Linked DNA regions of Homo sapiens: region 2 is linked to region 1. Evidence: read pairs that join two places in POLR2A ChIA-PET (ENCODE). Cell type or tissue: MCF 10A. All regions are shown on one strand. Links, peaks and the distances in the headings refer to the core of each region. The heading gives the core; the rest is flanking DNA.

The links. Peaks named below come from ENCODE experiments on the same cell type or tissue, not always from the same donor. Only the 100,000 strongest peaks of a DNase experiment are listed, where the experiment ranks them.
Region 2: POLR2A ChIA-PET joins it to region 1 with 17 read pairs; 17 of 35 experiments call an interaction of 5 or more read pairs at or near these places.

What each region holds. Positions count from the first base shown.
Region 1 is chr10:89,295,872-89,306,723 of GRCh38, reverse strand. IFIT2 (interferon induced protein with tetratricopeptide repeats 2) reads right to left here and starts at 4,678. Exons shown (of 2, transcript NM_001547.5): 1 at 4,596-4,678; 2 at 1-762. The coding sequence starts at 4,600. LOC105378419 (a long non-coding RNA gene) reads left to right here and starts at 4,821. Exons shown (of 3, transcript NR_188200.1): 1 at 4,821-5,438. It also overlaps a transcript of LIPA not described here. RefSeq lists an enhancer at 4,651-4,970. In MCF 10A, for the core only: no CTCF peak of the experiment used is centred there; a DNase peak (open chromatin) is centred at 4,603.
Region 2 is chr10:89,347,342-89,358,622 of GRCh38, reverse strand. It overlaps a transcript of LIPA not described here. Among named protein-coding and RNA genes, the nearest start is that of IFIT3, 25 kb to the right of the region's middle. RefSeq lists an enhancer at 6,891-6,990. In MCF 10A, for the core only: no CTCF peak of the experiment used is centred there; DNase peaks (open chromatin) are centred at 2,962 and 6,282.

The DNA of each region.
Region 1 (10,852 bases), core at 1-8,000:
AACTTGGCTGCACTGCGAAGAACATCTGTTACACCTGGGGCTTTCTCCAAGGCTTCTTCAACTAACTTCTCTCCTTCACCTTCCTCTTCACCTTCTTCACGCATCTTATGAAGCTTCAGAGCCAGGAGGACTTTAAGGTACTGGTTGTCAGGATTCAGCCGAATGGCTTGCCTCAGAGGGTCAATGGCGTTCTGAGATGGTGGCCAGTTGTCCAGACGGTAGCTTGCTATTGCCAGTCCAGAGGTGAATTCTGGGTTCTTTGGCTTCTTTTCCAGAGCCTTCTCAAAGCACACCTTCGCTCTTTCATTTTGGTTTCCTCCACACTTTAACCGTGTCCACCCTTCCTCACAGTCAAGCTCTGGACTCTCAATTCTATAGGGACTGGAAAACTTCTCACAGACATGTTTCACCTTGTCTACATAAATCTGAACGTCTGAGAGTCGGCCCATGTGATAGTAGACCCAGGCATAGTTTCCCCAGGTGACCAGACTTCTGATTTCTGCCTGGTCAGCATGCTCTTGCTGGATTAACTCTTCAGCTTTACGTAAGCATTCCAGGGCTGCCTCGTTTTGCCCTTTGAGGTGCTTTAGATAGGCCAGTAGGTTGCACATTGTGGCTTTGAATTCACGATTCTGAAACTCAGTCCGGTAAAATACTTTGTCTTCAAAATCATCCAAGGAGTTTTCTCCCTCCATCAAGTTCCAGGTGAAATGGCATTTTAGTTGCCGTAGGCTGCTCTCCAAGGAATTCTTATTGTTCTCACTGTAGGGAAAAACACAAAGATGGACTTTGAGACACAGATTTATATGTCAAGAAATGGGAGCATGGCAAATAAAATGCTCCTCCTCCTAAAGGCTGTTAACACAAATCAAAGAAACTCCCCTTCTTTTCTTTCTATAATATGTTTTTCCTTATTGTTAATTCCTGCATGTGGTAGCAGGAGTTTAGGGACTGTGGGCAGCAGAAGAATTAGGGCGAGGGCAGTGGGTTGTTCTCTGAGTCTGTGGCTAGGTTTTCATGAATAAGACAGTTTTTGTTAAACAGCTCTGCCCTCTCTGCTTTCGAGGGTCTCTGTGGAGGCTTGGTTTTATTTATGTAGTTTTAAAGAAGTAAGTCTTTTTCATTGCTGTTTCTGTTCTTCATTCTTCCCTAGCTTTACTTTTGTACTTTGAAAATTTCAGCTTTATAATTTTTTATTCTTTTAATGTTTTGCCATGGTGATTTTAATTTCTCATCCCTCCGAAATGCAGCTTCATTTTATCTTTGATATTCTTAATTCCTTAGTTCTCCTTCATTTGCCTTTAAAGAAATCTTTATCACTTTCGATTTTCTGTCTATTTCAGCTTTTAATATATCCTTCATTTATTTTGTCTATTCAAACTTTCTGAGCTTTTATCAGATTGGTTTTATTTTGTATTGGTTTATTACTTTAACATGCTACATTCTCATTTTTTTCTGTGAATTTTTCCATTTTAACCATTTGAATCTTATTTTCAACCATTCTTAATTTTTACTCATTTTATCTGCTTTTGTATTATTCTCTCATTTAATTTCAAGTATTATTTATGTTAGCAATGTCTTAAACATTTATTTTGGAATAAAATGTAATTTTTTTTCCTCCCCTCCCCCCCATACCTCTATTTCTTAAACTGGTGATTTCTGTTCTTAACACATCTCATTGAGTTGCTCTATTAATAATTTTGTACTTTATTGTTTTAATTTTTTTTTTGAAATTTTATTTTTCTCTTCTGGGTTTTGCTTTTATAATAAGGGGCAAGAAGTGCAGCTACAGGGAAGGCTCACAAGGCCACTAGCTCCTTTTCTTATAGAAAGAGCTCTTTTTTCTTTAGGGTACCCTTATGACTCTCCTGGAAAGATTTTCCATTCCCTTTAGTGTTGGTCCTCAAAATAAATAAATAAACCAAAATCAACCAAACCAAAAAACAAAACAAAACAACAACAAAAAAACCCCTAAAAAACCCAGAGAACAGACAAATGAGCAAAAGCCTGTATTTCGAATTACTTTGGAGATAAATAGTATTCTATGCCCCAAATTATTTCTCAACACTGTCTGTGTATTGGAGTCTCTGTAATGTTGCCTTTTCTTATTTAAATTTTTTTTTCGTGGTATCTATACAGCAACCCTTGTATCAGGAGCTGTATTTCTAAATAGTATGGCTTCTTATACAACCAATAGATATCTGGAATGTCATGCAATGTGGCAGGATCACTTATGAAACATATGTCTAGATAGAAGATTATGTGACCCCTCTTTCTAACTGCCCCTCTCTCTCCCACTTTTTATACCACTGCTTCCCACTCCCATTTTGATTGGGAATCTTCCTGTAACCTCACTAAGAATAAAAACAGATCTGTTTGGACATGAGCTTTTCAACGGGAATGCATCTGCCATTAGGATGCCTGATAACCAAGCCAAGCACTCTCCGGGGCTCCCGCACCTGGGGTTAGTTACATCAAGGGACTTAGACAACCTGGCTCTTTGCTAAGACCTATTTGGAGCTTTGAATGGAAGGCGGGTCCTTCCTATAAACTCCTGCCTATTTTCCATCCTATTTTTGTTTGTTTGTTTGTTTATTCTGCCTGGGATAGTTAAGTCTCCATTTGTTCCAAGAAACAGAGGTGAGCAGGAACTGATTTAAAGTTACTAGAGTGCTTCACAGGACCATGGGTAGGACTGTAGTGACCCCAGGAGGATCAGAACAGGACACTGGGGAGCTTGGAGGGCTCAGACCCTGTGTTTTCTCCATGTGCATCTCAGTCACACTCTCTACTGCATTCATTACAGAATATGGTGAGTCCTACAGAATATGACCACTCTCAGACCCCAAGCATGTGCAGCACGCATCCTAACACCTGAAGACTCACTATAGCTTCCTTGCTCCCTCTCAATTCTATTTCCAACTTCCAGTTGAGTTTGGGAGCTCATTCCCTTAACACATAAACTCCTTAGCTCCTTTCTCATTTTACAAAAGAAACAGAGAGAGTAAATAGAATTGAGGTTATCTCCACCATATAAAACATAAAGTCTATTGTGCATTTGCAGGATAGAGATATTTAATATACACACTTAGGTAAAAGCCCTTTGAGCAGCCATTTAAAAGGCATCCAACTTCACTGCTTGATTTTGGGTTTTTATTTCCACTGGTAAGTTAGAGAAGCTGATGCCAGACACTTGCTTCCTGGGCTCTGGCTTGTGAGGACCTATTCTCCCGATTCCTATAGAAGTTCCAGTTGTATACACAACAACAACAATTTCTTCCTTTGCCTCTTATCTGGATGAAAGCCACAGTGACATTATCAACCAGGCTCAGAACTAATGCTACCACCGCAGTCTCAGAATCACTGAGGAGCCTTTTAGAAACACACATCCTCAGACTCTAACCCAGACCCACTTAATGAGAATCTCTGGGGAGTCAACCCTAGGACTCTGTCCTTAATAAGCTGTCCAGGCAATTTTTATGCATGCTCAATTTTGAGAACCACTGTCTTAGGGCACAAGGGCAATGCCCAGTGAAAGTCACAATAGATAAAGAATTAAGGAAAGAAAGGACAGATGGGTCTGTATTGTAATGGGAAAAATTCTAAGATAAGACCATGCTAAAATTCTAAGAAATAAGAAAAGGGTTCTATAGATTCTGGGTGACTACAAAAAAAAGAAATCTGTAAATATCTCAAATCTTTTTTTTTTTTTTTGAAATCAGGCAGAACATTTAGACTAGCAGGAAATAATATCGTTTCAAGAAGAGAAATCAGGAACCTCACAGACAGAGGGCAAGGTGTCTCATAGGAAGTAAGCACAGGGGTTGGTAACACGGGATTCCAGAGCTCCCAGGATGAGGGTTAGGCAACCAGGTCCGGCCACCCCACCTTCAAACTGGAGAAAATATTTCCCTTCCTATTCAATGAGCTAACACTTCCTCTCCAGGGCAGTCTCATGTTTTGGGGATAGAAGGGAATGTTAGAGGTGAGAACAGAACTATTTTCTCCAAGCACTCCATCTCTAATTCATACTCAGGAGGCATTTTGGGGTGAAAATATTTAAGTTTACCAGCCCTTGTGCAAATCTGAGATGAAGAACTACATTAAAAGTAAAATTCACCTTTGCAGGAAGTGGGGTTTGCTATTCTGTGTATATCTTTAACAGTATCTGCTGAAAAGAACCCTTTTGTTAAATAATTGTATTACAAGTCCCCAACTTAATCCTTTCAAATATGAAATAAGACAGGGTCAGTGCACAAGAGCAATGCCCCCAGACCCATCTTTAAGTGAAGCACCAGGCCGATGAAACATCATCCCTCTCTGCTGCCTTCTTTCTCTGATTGCAACTCAACTCCCCAGGCGTGCAGTTCTGGAGATGAATTTAGGAAGCTTGCCAGTGTGAAGCAGAAAATTGTTCAGGAGGGAACAAACCACCATTGGTAAGACAGATTTACAACCAACAGAGGTAGAGGCATAGTAAGGCTATAAACAAACACTAAAATGGAGCTGGCCCTCTTTGGGAACATAGCTTCTCAGGATTTGCATTGGACAAGATGACTCAACAGCACTACCGAATACGAAGGGAAAATATTTACCTCATGGTTGCAGTGCAATTCTCAGCTGTTCGGCAGGGCTCGGTTCAGGCAGCTGCACTCTTCAGAAATCTTCCTCTTCTGCCACCAATAAATGCTGAAGAGACCTATATATACAAGTGGCCTCTGGTTCCTTTTTGTTTGTTTCCCTTCAGCTGACGTTACAAAAGGGAAAGTGAAACTAGAAAGTGAAATTGGCAGGACTCTTTTTCTTTTTTTCTTTTTATTATACTTTAGAGGACTCTTTTTCCTCCGGAGCTGAGTTGTGATCAGAGAAAGAAGGCAGCAGAGAGGGATGTTTCATCGGCCTGGTGCTTCACTTAAAGATGGGTCTGGGGACATTGCTCTTGTGCACTGTCCCTCTCTTATTTCATATTCGAAAAGATTAAGTTGGGGACTTGTAATACAATTATTTAACAAAAGGGTTCTTTTCAGCAGATACTGTTAAAGATATACACAGAATAGCAAACCCCACTTCCTGCTAAGGTGAATTTTACTTTTAATGTAGTCCTTCATCTCAGATTTGCACAAGGGCTGGTAAACTTAGATATTTTCACCCCAAAATGCTCTTGAGTAAGAGCCAAGCCCAGCTGCGTAGTGAGTTAGAAGAACTTCCTCTTTGTGGAATGTACTGATGGCATCAAGGGAGCACAACTCCTAGGAGGACACATTTACAAAGCTCCCTGCCTTGTGATTACCATATTAACCCATCTTTGCTCTGCCTTATACCAATATGATCCACAGGCCACTGTAAGGAGCAGTTATTTAGCCTCGACAGGGCAGGGGATTTTAGTCTGAATCATTGCTGAATCTCCAGTCCCTGCAAAACAACCTGCACATTGCATGGTATGGCAAGCATTCCAAAAGTAGTTGTTGACTAAATGAATACATGATTAGAAGCATGGGCAGTGATGTCTGTCTATCTGGATTTGAAATCAGCTTCCACCTTTATGCTATGAAACTCTGGGGAAAATTATTGAATGTCTCTGCTTCGGTTTTGTAAATTGGGAATAATACAACTACTGGTTTATTGTGGTGTTGGGAGGATGAAATGAGAGAATACGTGAAATGTCCTTAGAATAATGCCTGGCAGTAATAAGTAAATGCTAGTTTCTATTATAATTATTAACTAAAATCGTTAACCAAAGTGATCAGAGGGGAAACTCTTTTTTTCAGGCTGGAGTGCAGTGGAAAGATCCTGGCTTACTGCAACCTCCACCTCCCTGGTTCAAGTGATTCGCCTCAGCCTCTCGAGTAGCTGGGATTACAGGCACGCACCACCACGCCCGGCTAATTTTTGTATTTTTAGTAGAGATGGGGTTCCACCATGTTGGCCAGGCTGGTCTCGAACTCCTGATCTCAGGTGATCTGCCCGCCTTGGCCTGCCAAAGTTCTGGGATTACAGGCGTGAGCCACCACGCCCGGCCAGGGGAAATTTCAATGTTGGCTTTTTCCAGAACTTTATCTCCTCTGACATTCAACAATCCATCACAATTACTGACCTAAGCCAAACAATTCCTAACATCTCCTTATGTTCTTGGCTTCCCCAAGCCCCACAATATTTTCCCCCTTTTTATTGATGTATAATAATTTACATATTTATGAGTTGCATGTGAGTGTTTGTTACGTGCAAAGAATGTTTAATGATCAAGTCAGGGTAATTGGGGTATGTATCACCTTCAGTGTTTATCATTTTTATGTGTTGGTATCATTTAAAGTCCTCTCTTCTAGTTACTTTAAAATATACATAATATTGTTGCTAAGTATAGTCACCCTAGTCGGCTATCAAACATTAGAACTTATTTTTTTTATTTAACGGCATGTTTGTACCCATAACCTAACTCTCATCTTCCCACCACCCCCCTTCCCAGTCTCTGGTATCTATTATTCTATTCTCAATGTCCATGAGATAAAGTTTTTTAGCTCCCACATTTCAGTAAGAACATGCAGTATTTGTCATTCTGTGCCTGGCTTATTGCATTTAACATAATGGTCTCCAGTTCCAACTACATTGCTGCAAATTACATGATTTCATTCCTCTTTAATGGCTGAATAATATCCCATTGTGTATATATACAATATTTTCTTTATCCATTTGTTCACTGATGAGCACCTATGTTGATTTCATATCTTTGCTATTATGAATAGTGGTGTGATGAACATGTGAGTGCAGGTATCCTTTTGATTTACTGATTTATTTTCCTTTGGATAGACATCCAGTAGTGTGATTGCTGGGTCTTATGAAAATTCTATTTTTAGTTTTTTGAGAGCTTTCCATACTGTTTTCCATAATGACTGTACTAATTTACATTCCTACCAACAGTGTATAAGAGTTCCCTTTCCCCTGCATCCTTGCCAGCATTTGTTATTTTTTTTTTTAATAATAGCCATACTAACTGGGGTGAGATGATATCTCATTGTGATTTTTATTTGCATTTCCTTGGGGTTGAGTGATGTTGAGTATTTTTTCATATGCCTGTTGGTCACATATACCAGAGCTCCTTTATAGGTGATGAGATGCTTTTCCTTTGCTGTCTTTAAAATTTTCTTTTTGTCACTGACTTTAGATAGTTTGACTATAATGCGCCATGGAGAAGAACGTTTTTCACTGTATCTGATTGGGGATTGCTGGGCCTCCTGTATCTGGATGTCTAAATCTCTTACTAGACTTGGGAAGTTCTCATCTATTATTTCATTACATAGGTTTTCAAACCCTTTCAGTTTCCCTTCGCCTTTGGAGATACTGATAATTCATATATTTGGTCACCTTATGGTGTCCCATAGATCGTGAAGACTTTGTTCATACTTTTTAATTCTTTTTTTTTCTTTATTTTCGTCTTATTGGATTATTTCAAAAGACCTGTCTTCAAGTTCTGATGTTTTCTCTTCTGCTTGGTCTAGTCTACTGTTGAAGCTTCTTGTATATTTTGTATTTCATTCAAGGAATTCTTCAGTTCCAGAATTTCAGTTTGGTTATTTTTATGATACCTATTTCTTTGGCAAATTTCTCATTCATATCCTGAATTGTTTCTCCGATTTCTGTGTATTGTTTGAATTGTATTGGATTTGGAAATCTCTTGTATCTTGCTGAGCTTCTTTAGTATTTTTTATATATACATATATATTATTTTTTTATTTTTTATTTTTTTGAGATGGAGTCTCACTCTGTTGCCTAGGCTGGAGTGCAGTGGTGCGATCTCTGCTCACTGCAACCTCTGCCTCCCTGGTTCAAGTGATTCTCCTTCCTCAGCCTCTCGAGCTGGGATTACAGGCATGTACCACCGTGCCTGGCTAATTTTTGTATTTTTAGTAGAGATGGGTTTTCACTATGTTGGCCAGGCTGGTCTGGAACTCCTGACCTCAGGTGATCCACCCTCCTTGTCCTCCCTAAGTGCTGGGATTACAGGTGTGAGGCACTGTGCTTAGTATAATTTTGAATAGTTTTTCCTGGATTTCTTTTTGATTGGGATCTGTTGCTGGGGAATTGTATTCCTTTGAAGGTATCATATTTCCTTGCTTTTACATGCTTCCTGTGTCCTTTCACTGATATCTGAGCATCTAATATAATAGTCACTTCTTTCAATTTTTGAATTTGCTTTTGTAGGGGAGGACTTTTTCCTGAAGATATATCAACAATATTGGTTGAGTAAGGCACTTCAACTTTGATTCTGAGTGTGCATGGTAGTGTAGCCTCTGTACAATTTATTTGGCTGTGATCAGTGATATATATGATTTCCTTGATGGTTTAGGGTGGGGTTTATTCTTGGAGGCTATCGTGACATTTTACTGGGAACAGGGTTGCCATGTGGGCCAGTCTTCAGGCCCCAGTGGTGGCAGCAGTGGGTTGAGGATGTCTGATCTTCGGCCCCAGAACAACATACACTGGCACTGGTGTTAGTGGGACCAGGTAGGCTAATTCCTGGGCCCCCAGATAGCTTGCTCAGATGCTGATAGTGGCAGCAGTGGGCCAGGTGGGTGAGTGGGTTCTCAAGTCCCTGGGCAGCTGATGTGATCTGGGCAATGGCAGTAGCCAACGGTGGGACAAACCCTTGGGTTCTGATAAGTGTACACTGATGTTGGCAGTGGCTGTGGTGCAGGGTTGCCACCTATACCACAGACACACAGCTCTCAGGCTCTTTCATTCTCTGTAATAGCAACCCCGCAGCACTGTGCAGAGAGAGGAGAGACGCTGTTCTTTAGGTGTGAGCCTAGGCACAGAGGCCATGCGTCCAGTGGGGGTGCAGTCACCACTCACAGCACCAGACAGGCGGCCATCTGGCTTCCCTGCCCCAGCCTCTGGTAGTAGCATCAGTGGCTGTGCCTGCAGCAGTGTGTAGAGGACAAGAAGGGGCTCTGCTCTCTACATGTAAGCCCAAGCACACAGCCTGCTTCACTAGTGGGAGAGTATCTCACTATCCACTTGTGAGGCCGAGTACAGAGTTTGTGGTGCTGCTAAGGGTAGGGTCACTTCTCACAGCCCCAAACAGGAGGCTCTGGAAAGGACATGTTTTAGTTTCCTTTGTATCAGGGGCTGTCTTTTTGGCACATTGCACCATTCTTTCCCTGGGGAGTAGTACTCCCTGTGGGCTGGGGTGCTGCGGACACTGTATTACCTTTGGGTCTAGCCAGTGCTGTGTCACTGTAGCCCACTGGGTGGATACTGGGAAATATCACTGGGGGCTCCTGGGATATGGAGATATGGGAGCTGCGGTTCCCAGGATAGGATGTAATTCCATGACTATAGTCTCACAATGGTGCCGCTTAGGTCTTGGGGGAGCTGAGAGACCCAGCGTGAGTTCCCTGTCTCATGAAATACCCTTGTGGGGTCTCCAAATCACCACCCATACTGGTGTCAGAGTTTGTATGGGTAGAGAAACTCTCTCATGTTTCAGATTGCAGCAGTTTGCAGGAGGGATGTGGACTGCTGAAGTTCTCTCATTTGACCTTTCCCTGAAATGCCAAGGCCCTCTGTTATCCTGGCCAATCTCAGCCAAGCTGGCCACTTGATACCTTCTTCTTCTGCGCCTTGGGTGTTTCCCATGACTTCTCTGTTGAATTCTAGTGTTGTCTCCTAGATGTTCTATTCGAGGTATAATTATCTATTCATAATTTTGGTTCTTCTTTCTAGAGAGGGTGGGTGTCTGATGTCTCTAGTCAGCCATCCTGAACCAGAATCCCCACCATATTTTAAATCCCTGCTTGTTGCCCTGGTATTTGACATCCCCAAATCACAATGTACAGCCATAGTGTTTTGTAATGATAGAAGAAATGTATTTTCCTTATTCATACCCTTAGTCACAAAGGGGGTAATCATGTATATAGGCCCAAAAGAAAATAATAGTACCTCAAAGATTGAGGTCAGAAAATTACACAAAGCACAGATAGAACACATTCTCCAGCAAAACTGAGGTTGTTAAGGTAGGTTATTCAGTCTTGGGAAAAGTTATTTACCATAATTTTTTTTCTGCCTAGGGCAGGGAGGAAAAAGAAACTATCCTTCCTAAAAAGTCTCCACCCTTTGATTAGGATGCACAGCTAAGCCTGTCCCAGTTGGAAACCCTTACTTTTGTGTCTTACGCAAGAGTTTCAAGTTCCTTTTCTGTTTACAAGTTCTTCTTCTTCTTCTTTTTTTTTTTTTTTTTGAGACAGTCTCGCTCTGTTGCCAAAGCTAGACTACAGTGGTGAGATCTTGGCTCTCTGCAACCTCTGCCTACCGGGTTCAAGCAGTTCTCGTGCCTCACCCTCCCAAGTAGCTGGCTACTTGGCCCAGCTACCAGGCCCAGCTGATTTTTGTATTTTTAGTAGAGATGGGGTATTGCCATGTTGGCCAGTCTGGTCATGAACTTCTGGCCTTAAGGGATCTGCCCGCCTTGGGAAGCACTCCCAAAGTGCTAGGATTACAGGCATGAGCCACAGTGCCTGGCTTCTATTTACAAGTTCTATTAGGTACTTACAGAAATGTATGTTAGGTTTTTAAGAAATGCTGAAATAGGAAAGTGGAAATGCTGTGGGTTTGGTTTGATTTATTTTTTGAACTCAGTATTCAAGAAAACTATTGGATAGGAATTTTAAAATCTTGTGAATAAAGGTACTGGTTGGGGAGAAGCATAGAGAAAGGTTTTGCCATGGTCACTGTGCTTTGAAATGGTTGAGATACTGATTTACACTTCAGAAATTTGTATGGCTAGTGCCTGTATATAATGTTACCACAGCAGGTATGCATCAGCTGATTTAGTAGCTGGGTTAGTGTGAGACTATGC
Region 2 (11,281 bases), core at 1,473-9,472, 50 kb before region 1:
GTTGCAAATGACAGGATTTCATTCTTTTTTATAGTTGAATAATATTCCACTGTGTCTATAAGCTACATTTTCTTTATTCATCCACTGATGGACACTTAGTTTGTTTTTATATCTTGGCTATTGTGAATGGTGCTCCAATGAACATGAGAATACAGATATCGCTTTGATAACTTGATGTCAATTTTTAAAAATATATATCCAGCAGTGGATCACATAATAAATCCATTTTCAGTTTTGGGGGGAAACGTCATACTGTTTTCCATAGTGGCTGTACTAATTTACATTCCCACCAACAGTATATAAGGTTCCCCATTCTCTGCATCCTCATCAGCATTCATTATTTTTGTTTTTTTGATAGTAGCCATTCTAACCAGGATGAGATGCTATCTCACTGTGGTTTTGATTCTGCAGGGCATTTAATGGCCTTCCTGGGACTGTGGCTCAGGCGGCCAGATTATCTTCTCACCACATGGAGGAACTAATAGAAAGTGGTCTCTGTCCTTCCTGCAGACCTCTTCGCAGCAGGCAGTTACAGGTATTTAAATGGTGGAAGATGCATCTGAGAATAGGGTCCTCTTTTTTTTTCTCAGTTATCCTTCTCCTGACACTATATCAGATGAAAAGATTCTAGCAAGTCAGTCAGTATAATGTTGAGAAGAAAATACTTTCTGCAACTTACCAGCACAAAACCAAACAGGAAAAGAGGAATGTGTACCTTTTGAATAAGATATACCTTAATTTTGGTTAGGTTTTATATTTCCTAACATCTGTTGAAAAGATAAATCTTATTTTAATGGTTATCATCACAACAAAACCCCAAGCATTGATGCTTTCAAATAAAAATTGAACATAGCTACCTTTAAAATTCTTTTATTTTACTACCTACCTTTGAGTGATCCATCTTAGCCTGAATAGATTAAAACTCACTCCTCCCATCATCCTGTCTCATTCAGCTCCTCTCAAACCTCAGGTCAGTTTTGTCTGGTTTGCAATTCTATGAACATCGCTTGTGATGTTTTCATTCGGTTAGAATTATGACACAAATGCAATGACTTTTACTGTTAACACAACTTTATTTTCTTTCTGGGTCTGTGTCTGTTAACTTAGTAAGAAAGCATAATAGAAGAGTTAGAAAGTTTGCCTTTCTTAGGAGGAGTCTGCAGGGAAATTTGCATTCTAGAAAAATACAGGAATTTAAAAATATGCTAGAAACAAAAGTCCAGGAGCACCAAGAGGTTGACCTCATAGTTTCTTGAGAGACACAGTTGCTACATAGTGCTTGGTTCCAGCTGAGAGGCTCCTCAGGTTTGTCCTGTGTCCTTTGGTGCTTCTTAGGCAAGTGAGGGGTTTAGATTCAGGGAGGATTTCCTGGTGATCTTGTTTCCCATGTAAATAGCACTGCTATGGTATAATACGAAATATCTCCTTAGCCTTTGTCCCTGGTTCCTGTCACAGAGCTTCTAAATTCCTTGGAATTTCCAACAGTGATAGGAAGCATGTTTTCTTATTCATAACAGACCCCTTTCAACCATGCCTGAGTTTATGTTAATGAAGTCACACTACTGGGGGCCCCTAGATAGTTCATTATGTGGGCTGGTTGCCAAAAAGACCAAGGCATGATTAGAGGGTTGGAACTTTCAGCCCCATCCCCCAACCTCTGGGGAGGGAAGAAGAGCTAGAAAGTGAGTTCAGTCACCAGTGGCCAATGATTCAATCAGTCATCAAAATCTTACCTATATATTGTGAACCTCCATAAAAACCCCTCAAGCAGCAATCCCCAACCTTTTTGGCACCAGGGACTGGTTTTGTGGAAGTCAGTTTTTCCACAGACTGGGCAGGGATGGTTTCAGGATGATTCAAGCACATTACATTTATTGTGCACTTTATTTCTATTATTATTACATTGTAATATAAACGAAATAATTATACAACTCACTATAATGTAGAATCAGTGGGAGCCCTGAGCTTGTTTTCCTGCAACTAGACGGTCCCATCTGGGGGTGATGGGAGACAGTGGCAGATCAGCAGGCATTAGATTCTCATAAGGAATGCGCAACCTAGGTTCATCGGATGCAGAGTTCACAATAGGGTTCGTGCTCTTTTGAGAATCTAATGCCTCTGTTGATCTGACAGGAGGCGGAACTCAGACAGTAATGTGAGTGATGGGGAATGGCTGTTAATACAGAGGAAGCTTTGATTGCTCGCCTGCTGCTCACCTCCTGCTGTATAGCCCAGTTCCTAACAGGCCTCGGACTACTACCAGTCTGTAGCCCAGGGATTGGGGACACCTGCTTTAAAGGATGGGGTTCTGAGAGGTTTTGAGTTGGTGAACACATTGAGGTGCTGGAAGAGTAGCATCCCAAGCAAAAACATGGAAGCTCCATGCCCACCCTTCCTCCCCCTACTCACCCCATACCTTGCCCTATGCAACTCTTCCATTTGGTTGTTCCTTAGTTGTGTTACAGGAAAGGGGTCCCAATACAGACTCAAAAAGGGGGTTCTTGGAGCTCACACAAGAAAGAAATCAGGGCAAGTCCACAGAGTAAAGTGAAAGCAAGTTTATTAAGAAAGTAAAGGAATAAAAGAAAGCCTACTCCATAGGCAGAGCAGCAGCATGGGCTTTTCAACTGTGTATACTTAAAGTTATTTCTTGATTATATGCTACACAGGGGATGGATTATTCATGAGTATTCTGGGAAAAAGGCAAGCAATTCACAGAATTGAGGATTCCTCCCACTTTTAGACCATATAGGTTAACTTCTGAATGTTGCCATGGCAAAATGCCATGGCGCTGATGGGAGTGTCTTTTAGCATGCTAATGCTAAATTATAATGCTAAATTTAGCATTATAATTAGCATATAATGAGCAGTGAGGATGACCAGAGGTCATTTTCATCACCATCTTGGTTTTGGCTGGCTTCTTTACCGCATCCTGTTTCATCAGCTGGGCCTTTTTGACCTGTATCTTGTCCTGACCTCCTATGTCATCCTATGACTAAGAATGCCTAAGCTCTTGGGAGTGCAGCCCAGTAGGTCTCAGCCTTATTTCACCCAGCCCCTATTCAAGATGGAGTTTCTCTGGTTCAAATGTCTCTAATAGTTGTATCCTTTATAATTTCAACTGAAGAATAACAAACTTCATAAATTTTGAAAGGAGAGCTTTATTTCTCATAAGGGGATTGCAGCCTTCAGGCTGAAACCATCTTTGCAAAAATTGTATCAGTGAGAAAATTATGACAGGGAATGAGATCTGAGCTAACTCACCAACCCCCATCTTGCCTTTCCCATAATTATTTCTGGGCTATTGGGTTGAGCTAACTTTGGAAGACATTAGATTATAGTTTAAATGGTAATAGGCTGTCCCCCAAACTCAACCACTTTTGTAAAGCTAATGAGAGTCCCTTAGGCTGTGGGGAGGAGCGGAGACTGAATCCTACTAGGGGGCAGACATAAAAGTTTGATAGCCGTTATTCCTGAGGTTAAACAATTCACAACTTCCCCAATTACTCCTGCAAATAACAACACTATTGTAGGACCCTAAAATTGGCCTTTTGACACATCTTTTCAGGTTTTTTGCATGTCTGATACCCATGGCTCCACCTGGACCCACCTGAATCCACCAATCCTCCTCCTGTGGCCCCATCCAGAAGCAATTCAGCATGCAGGAGGACAGCTTCAACTGTCTATGATTTTGTCTTTGCCCAACCAGTCAGCAGCAAGCCTAGCCACCTCCACACTTTGAAAACCTTCTAACATACACCGGGCATGGTGGTGCACACCTGTAATCCCAGCACTTTGGGAGGCCGAGGCAGGTGGATCACAAGGTCAGGAGTTCAAGACCAGCCTGGCCAAGACGGTGAAACCCCATGTCTACTAAAAATACAAAAATTAGCAGGGCGTGGTGGTGGGTGCCTGTAATTCCAGCTACTCGGGAGGCTGAAGCAGTAGAATTGCTTGAACCTGAGAGGCAGAGGTTGCATTGAGCCGAGATTGCACCACTGCACTCCAACTTGGGCGACACAGTCAGCCTCTGTCTCAGAAAAAACAAAAACAAGAACAAAACTTCTAACTTATGAGCTTTGAAGGAGAACGACTTGAATACGAACTCCATCTCCTACATGGCATGACTAGTCTTGTGTCTGTCAATGAAAAGAGTCAAACTCTAAAATATTTGAAGAGATTTATTCTGAGCCAAATATGAGTGACCAATGGCCCATGACATTGCCCTTAGGAGATCCTGAGGACATGTGCCCAAGGTAGGGCACAGCTTGGTTTTATACATTTTAGGAAGACAGGAGACATCAATCAGTACATGTAAGATGTACGTTGATTTGGTTCAGAAAGGTGGCACAACTCAAAGTGGGAGCTTCCAGGTGATAGGCGGATAAGAGACAAAAGGTTGCATTCTTTTGGATCTTTGATCAGCCTTTCACTGAATACACAATTTATATATGGTGGTGGGGTAGAGGAATAGTCATTTGGTTAGCAGCAGCAAATCCATACAGTTCTGCAGCAACCTTAATTCTTGCCTCCTTAGAAGAAAGAAATCGACTGAGGGGAAAAGGCAAAGAGAGAGATTGAGGCAAGTTTCAGAGCAGGAGAGAAAGTTTATTAAAAAGTTTTAGAGCAGGAATAAGGGGAAGTGAAGTACTTGAATGCACTTTATATTCTTTTTTTTTTTTGAGACGGAGTCTCATTCTGTCACCCAGGCTAGAGTGCAGTGGCGTGATCTCGGCTCACTGCAAGCTCTGCCTCCCTGGTTCACAACATTCTCCTGCCTCAGCCTCCCCAGCAGCTGGGACTACAGGTGCACGCTGCCACACCCAGCTAATTTTTTTGTATTTTTAGTAGAGACGGGTTTTCACCATGTTAGCCAGGATGGTCTCGATCTTCTGACCTCGTGATCTGCCAGGCTCGGCCTCCCAGTGTGCTTTATATTCTTGACCTTGAAAGAGGGCCAAGTGGGTAACTTAAGAGATTCAAGTGCATGGTTTAACCTTTGACTTGGGGTTTGCAAGTTGGCATGCTTCTGGGGTCTTTCGTTACTTCCTTCACAATTTGCCCACAAGGAAATTCTGGGGTCTTTTGTTATTTCATTTAACCTTTGACTTGGGGTTTGCAAGTTGGCATGCTTCTGGGGTCTTTCGTTATTTCTCCCCTGTTTCTTCCCTTGGGTTGGGCTGTCTACATGTGCAGGGATCTGCCAGCACTTGGGAGGGGCTGGGGCTGCATGCTCAGTGTGTTTACTGAAATTGTGCACATGCTCACTTGAGGCATTGTTTCCCTACCAGTCAAGTGTTCTAGAAGAAGTTCATATACCAGTTAAACTCTGCCATTTTGCCTCTTAGTGCACATGCTTGAGCCCACTTGTCCAACTCCTGAGATCTTACTTGGAAGGTGCTGATTACCAATTTCAGGTATTTCTATTGGGAGATGGCCCTTCCCTGGCATTGGCTTCAACCAATTATCATTTTAGGGACGGTTTAACAACTGCCTGACCATCACCTGATGGTTGCCTGGTAGGAGAGGAGGCCCTCTCCTGCCCTGTTCATGTCTAACTACCTACTCTAACAATTTATGCCTTAGTCTGTCTCAGTGAATCGGCAGTTTTACATGAACGATAGGGCAGAGGAAGCAACCAGATAGGCATTTGTCTCAGGCGAGTAGAGTTATGACTTTCTGTCCTGTACTGGTGAAGACAAGCTATCAGTTTATGTTGCTAGGGTAAAATTCAACAGAACTGTTTTTAGGGTAAAGATATTGAGGCCCACAAGGAATTTCCTTATGGACAAATTGTGAAGGAAGTATGTAGCTTTTTTTTTTTTTTTTTTTTTATCTTTGTAGTTATCTCATTTAGGAATAAAATGGGAGCAGGTTTGCCTGATGCAGTTCCCAGCTTGACTTTTCCCTTTGGCTTAGTGACTTGGGGGTCCCAAGATTTATTTTCCTTCCATGTGTCTATTAAAATTTTCTGTACCACAATGGCATGGTCTTTGTGCAGTGGGCAGGAAAAAACCCTTGGGCAGTTACAAAGCTAGCCATTCTGACAGGCTGGAAAGCATAGCCTCCAACCAGAAGCCACAGGCACTTTGTGGGAGGGAAGACTAAGACAAAAATTGTTGCTGAATGAGGTGTCCAAATACACATATTCGATAAGCTATAGGAGGAGTCATGAATATTCATGAAAGGGAAAATATGCACATGTGCAATTGAGCCTCGTGCCTTTCCATGAATCATATGTACAAAAAATGGTGGTGTTAGCGTGATCCATGGGTGGAGTTTTTGGCCTTCTTGTGTCAAAAGGTGAGGTAGAGGACATGAAAACCCGCACTGCCCTTCCTCTGTGATTGGGCCAAAACTGGACTGGAGATAGAGGTCAATTTTTAGAAAGGGTTGCCTTGTGAAACTGGCGAGCTGTCACATTGAAACTGCAAAGAGGGAGGGGGAGTCGAGCAGTGGCTTCAGATGATTGGCTAAAGGCAATAAAGGAATGTGTCCTCTATTTCTTGTTTTCCAGAGCTGGTTTCTGCTTACTCCTTAGGAAAGAATTCTGGTTAAAGATTAATAAGGAAGGGGTGTGTCTGACTTTACATTCCATCGTGGCCGGGCACTCAGTTTTTAAGGTTTCCCTGGGGTCCCCGTGGCCAAGAGGGGGTATATTATGTTCAGTTGCTTGTGGGGCTTAGGATTTTATTTTTATTTCTCAGACGTTGTCTCCAGATGGAGACACACTGAGTTTGAAAAATCAATTTTTAGTTGCTAGAGAGCCCTTGTGATGTCAGATGTCTGAATCTTTAAGGCTGATGATGTTCCAGGGTGATGCGCGTATTTTTTGAGTGGGTCAATTAAGACTCTAAGCCTGACAAAATAAAAAGGGCCTGGGAAAGCATTTCTTGTCCCTTGGACTTGGACCATGGCTCTCTGACTCTAAAGTATCTTGGTTTTGTTGCTGCAGGAAGAAAAGAAGCTGTCTCCTTTGAAATCCAGAATTCACATATTCTAATTGCCTGTTCTGACTCTAAACTGAAACCTGTGGCTGCCTGTTGTTAGGTGGTTTCAGCCTTAGTTTGTGTTGTGCTGAACTGAAAGCAGACATAGGCTCTGTGGACAGAACTCAGATTCTGGGATCCTTGCAAATCACTGCTCTGTGGAGCCCTAATTTATAAAATCGTCATGGATACTTTTTGGGCTTTTCTGGACTATTTGGATTTTTCTCTGATTAGGCCATCTGAAATCCAGTTGCTGATTACATATTTATGATTGTAGGAGAGGAAAAAAACCATTCTGTGCATTAAAGATTTTTATTGAGACAGGGTTTCTGCTCTGTTGCCCAGGCTGGAGTGCAGTGGCATGATTACAGCTGACTGTAGCCTCAACCTCCTGGGCTCAAGCCGTCTTCCTACCTCAGCCTCCTGAGTAGCTGGGACTACAGGCATGTGCCACCACACCTCGCTAATTTTTGTATTTTTTATAGAGACATGGTTTTGTCATGCTGCCCAGGCTGATCTCAAACTCCTGGGCTCAAGTGATCCGCCCACTTCAGCCTCCCAAAGTTCTGGGATTACAGGCGTGAGCCACTGCGCCTGGCTCAGCAAACATTATTTCCTCTTCCCGTCTTAGGTTCATAGGCTGGGGCCCTACTGAAACAGAAATTAAAAGAAATGAAAGAGTGTGTAAGCAAAAACTCAGTTGTATGTAAGAAAACCCAACTCCCCCTGAGAAAGAGAAAGAACTGGAGTCCTTTAAAAAATTAACTGCCTGTTTTTCTGTGGCTAGTAAGCCTTATCTCTCCTCCCTTCCCAGGCATTGTGAAGACTCTGTTTCCCTAGCTATGCAACTGCAAGTTCACTAGACAGATAAACTCAAGTCGCAAAACATGCTTTTCCTTAAAAAGTAAGAAATGATGTAATGCATGTCTCAATTGAATAACTGCCTTTGTTTCTCTCTTCTGTAGTATCCTTCCCCCTGCACAGATCTCCCCCCAACCCCCTGCAAGAAATGCTTAAAAGGTAACTTCAGGCCAGGCACGGTGGCTCACACCTATAATCCCAGCAATTTGGGAGGCTGAGGTGGGCGGATCACGAGGTCTGGAGTTCGAGACCATCCTGGGCAACATGGTGAAACCCCTTCTCTACTAAAAATACAAAAAATGAGCTGGACCTGGTGGCATGCGCCTGTAGTCTCAGCTACTCGGGAGGCTGAGGCAGGAGAATCGCTTGAACCTGGGAGGCGGAGCTTGCAGTGAGCCGAGATTGCGCCATTGCCCTCCAGCCTGGCCACAGAGCAAGACTCCGTCTTAAAAAAAAAGGTAACTTCACTCTTTGTTCAGGGCTCAGTCCTTTAGATGTTAATCTGACTGGGCCGGTGCACCTAAATAATTAATAAATATCATATCCTCCTGAACCCCATCAGTCTCTTCACACCAGAGAACTCAGTGATGAGCAAGTGAAAGAAGTGGCTAGAACTTCAGACTTATTGAGCATCTTAACAAAATAACAATACATTTGTAGAGAAGTGGCCAGACAAAAAAGAAGGAACTTTGAACTTTGAGGGGTGTCAAATTGTGCAAAGACAAATATTTGGGGAAACTAATGGTAGATGAGGGCTAGTTACTAAGATTTGTTTGTGTAGACTTTGTCCAGTGATAAGGTTGTTATCCCGTTTCTTGAATGGAAGTAGGGGTTGGGGATACCATCACAAGAGACGTTTATATTCTGCTTTCAGGCAGACAGAAGTAGGGCAGACAACTCATCCTGCGTCTGCTTTTTTTCAATTCCCTTTAACTCAAAATAATTCTTATGTCAAAATGGCATGTTTTGGGGTGGCATAGTCTGAGCCCCTTCATGATACAGAGGCTAATTGCATTACTGATTTATAATCCCTGTTGAAAGCTGTAAGTTGGAGGAGGACACATCACAGGGAGTGTAACCCCTCCAACCACTCCTGACAGACTGGACTCTCCCCATCTTGAGACTATCTCATTGCTGTTGACTTGCTCTTTTCAACTTTCCCAATTAGTTTCAATCTGTGAAAATGATCTGACAGCCTGAATCTACATCCCTCACTTTTGTCCTAACACACACACACACCTTAGTAAGGTAGGGGGAGGACACATTTTCCCTATATCTTTTGAGGGCTTGATAATTGAATCTATGAAATAAACTGAAAACTGGCAGATTAACAGAACAAAAGGTATACAAACTTATTACGTGCATGGGGCATCATATGAAAGGAAAGTTAACGCCCCAAACCCAGTGAGATCAAGAAGCTTATATACCCTCTTTTTAAAGGAGAGGGGAGGGGAGATGTAGGCAACTTACTTAGGGGGAGTAAATTGTTTTGATGAAAAATGAATGGGCCCTCAGAAGAATATGTGACAGCCTGTGACGAAGTCTGTCTGGACACGGGGTCAACCTCCAGTGTTCTCTCCAGTGAACCAAGTTTAATCTTCCTGGTTGATAAGATTCCCTGGGAAGGGATTCATGACATCTGAGTTCCTTTTGGAGGGTCTATCTTTATGCAGATAAAGGGAGCTCAGAGAAAATCCTGTCTTGCATTTGCTATTTCTCAAGTGCCTTCATTTTGAAGTCCAAAGTGATATATTTTGGAGTGGCATTTCCTGACCTTAGAAGTTTGATTATTAAATGCAATTGACCCCAGAAAAGGATTACTAATTTCTAGGCTCAGTGTATAATTTGGATGAAAGAGGTGGGAGTTTATGTTAGCCAATTTTGAAAGTTTTTGAAAATTCAGGATTTCATTCTGGACATAAGATGGAGCAGGGACTCCTTCTTAGTGGCCTGCCAGGACCCCCACGCAGGCATGGAAATAAAGGAAAATCTCAAGTTCCTTCAAGGGAAATTCCAGGCACTACCGGGCCCTGAGAAGTAAGTTTGCAAGCTGATAAGCAAGAAGGTAATAATAGCTTACAACAACAGCCAAGGAAGTTAGAGTCAGGTGATGTTTGGTTCTCTATAGAAACCAAAAATAGGGTCTTAAGCGTGAGCTGCGGGATTCTCCTTGCATGGCAACCCGCAAACAAATGCCCTCCTTTCTCTTGTTGCAAAACCCCACTGTGGGTGTTTGGCTTTACTGGGCTGGGCAAGTGGACCCCAGTTTTGTTCAGTAGCAGACAATGTGAGCATGATACCTCTTTATGCTTAAATTGCATGAAAATGTTTTTTTGGTGAAAGTCCTTTTGTCCTTTTTGTATACACTTTTTCCAGTTGAAAGATCTGCGTGAGAATGGGATATAACTGAACAAAAATATATGATTGCTGAATAGGACTCTCTGACTTTGTCGCAATGGAAAAAAATAGAAACTCAGCCCCCAGGGAGGCATAAAGGAGAGGAAGTCATTAACAATCTTTTTGTTTTTCAGAACTGTTCCTGGAAGATTTCCCTTCTGTCTGACGGAAATCTTCCCACGCTGTCTTTCCAAACTCCTACTTAATGCTTTGAATTCAGATTGCTGAGCCTCTGAGCACAACAGACAGCACTGGGGTTGGAGGTGGGGATCCACTCTGGAACTTTCCATCCAGAAAACCTCAGATGTCTTCCTCACTCCTGTGTTTGGAACTGATAGCTTGAAGGCAGTTCCTCTGAAAGCAAGGACTTCAGTGTATTTTTTGGACTGGGATGGAAACCTTACGGTGGTAGGCCTCACCATGGAAGGCCACATGGTGGGGGTTGTAAACCTGTACTGCCTAAGGCATGTCCCGCTTGGGCTGCCATGCATGTCCTCTGGGATTGTGCTTTGTGTCTGTGTGTACCTGACTGTCATGACACTGTCTCAGCCCAGGAAGGTGATCAGGTCCACTTTACTTTCCTGGCCTCAGCTGTGATGTGCCACCAGGTTAAAAGTTTAATATAGACATGTACGGAGGAAGCTCTCTGGACTTCTAAGATAGACCTTTATAATTAATCAGATTTGTTTAAGCTGGCTAAATTCAGGATCCTTAAAAGAGGATAAATACTGAATGTATTGGAAAAAACTGAGATCAATACTGACAGAGATCCTAGAAATAATAATTTTACTATAAAGTTGCCTTGCTAAGGACTAAGGGGATGGACCATGCAGAGTTAGCATGGCAAGTTTGAAACTGTTATCTTTAGAAAGACTTGCTTGCAAGGTTGGCCCTTGGCTAACATCAGGGAACTTGGATTTTTAAGTTTTCTAGCTATTCTATAAATGATATGGGTGGCTTACTATGCTAAGACTGTTTATGCAAATGATGGAGTTTATGCTAACACTTGCTTTCCTTCTCGAAGTCTGGAATTT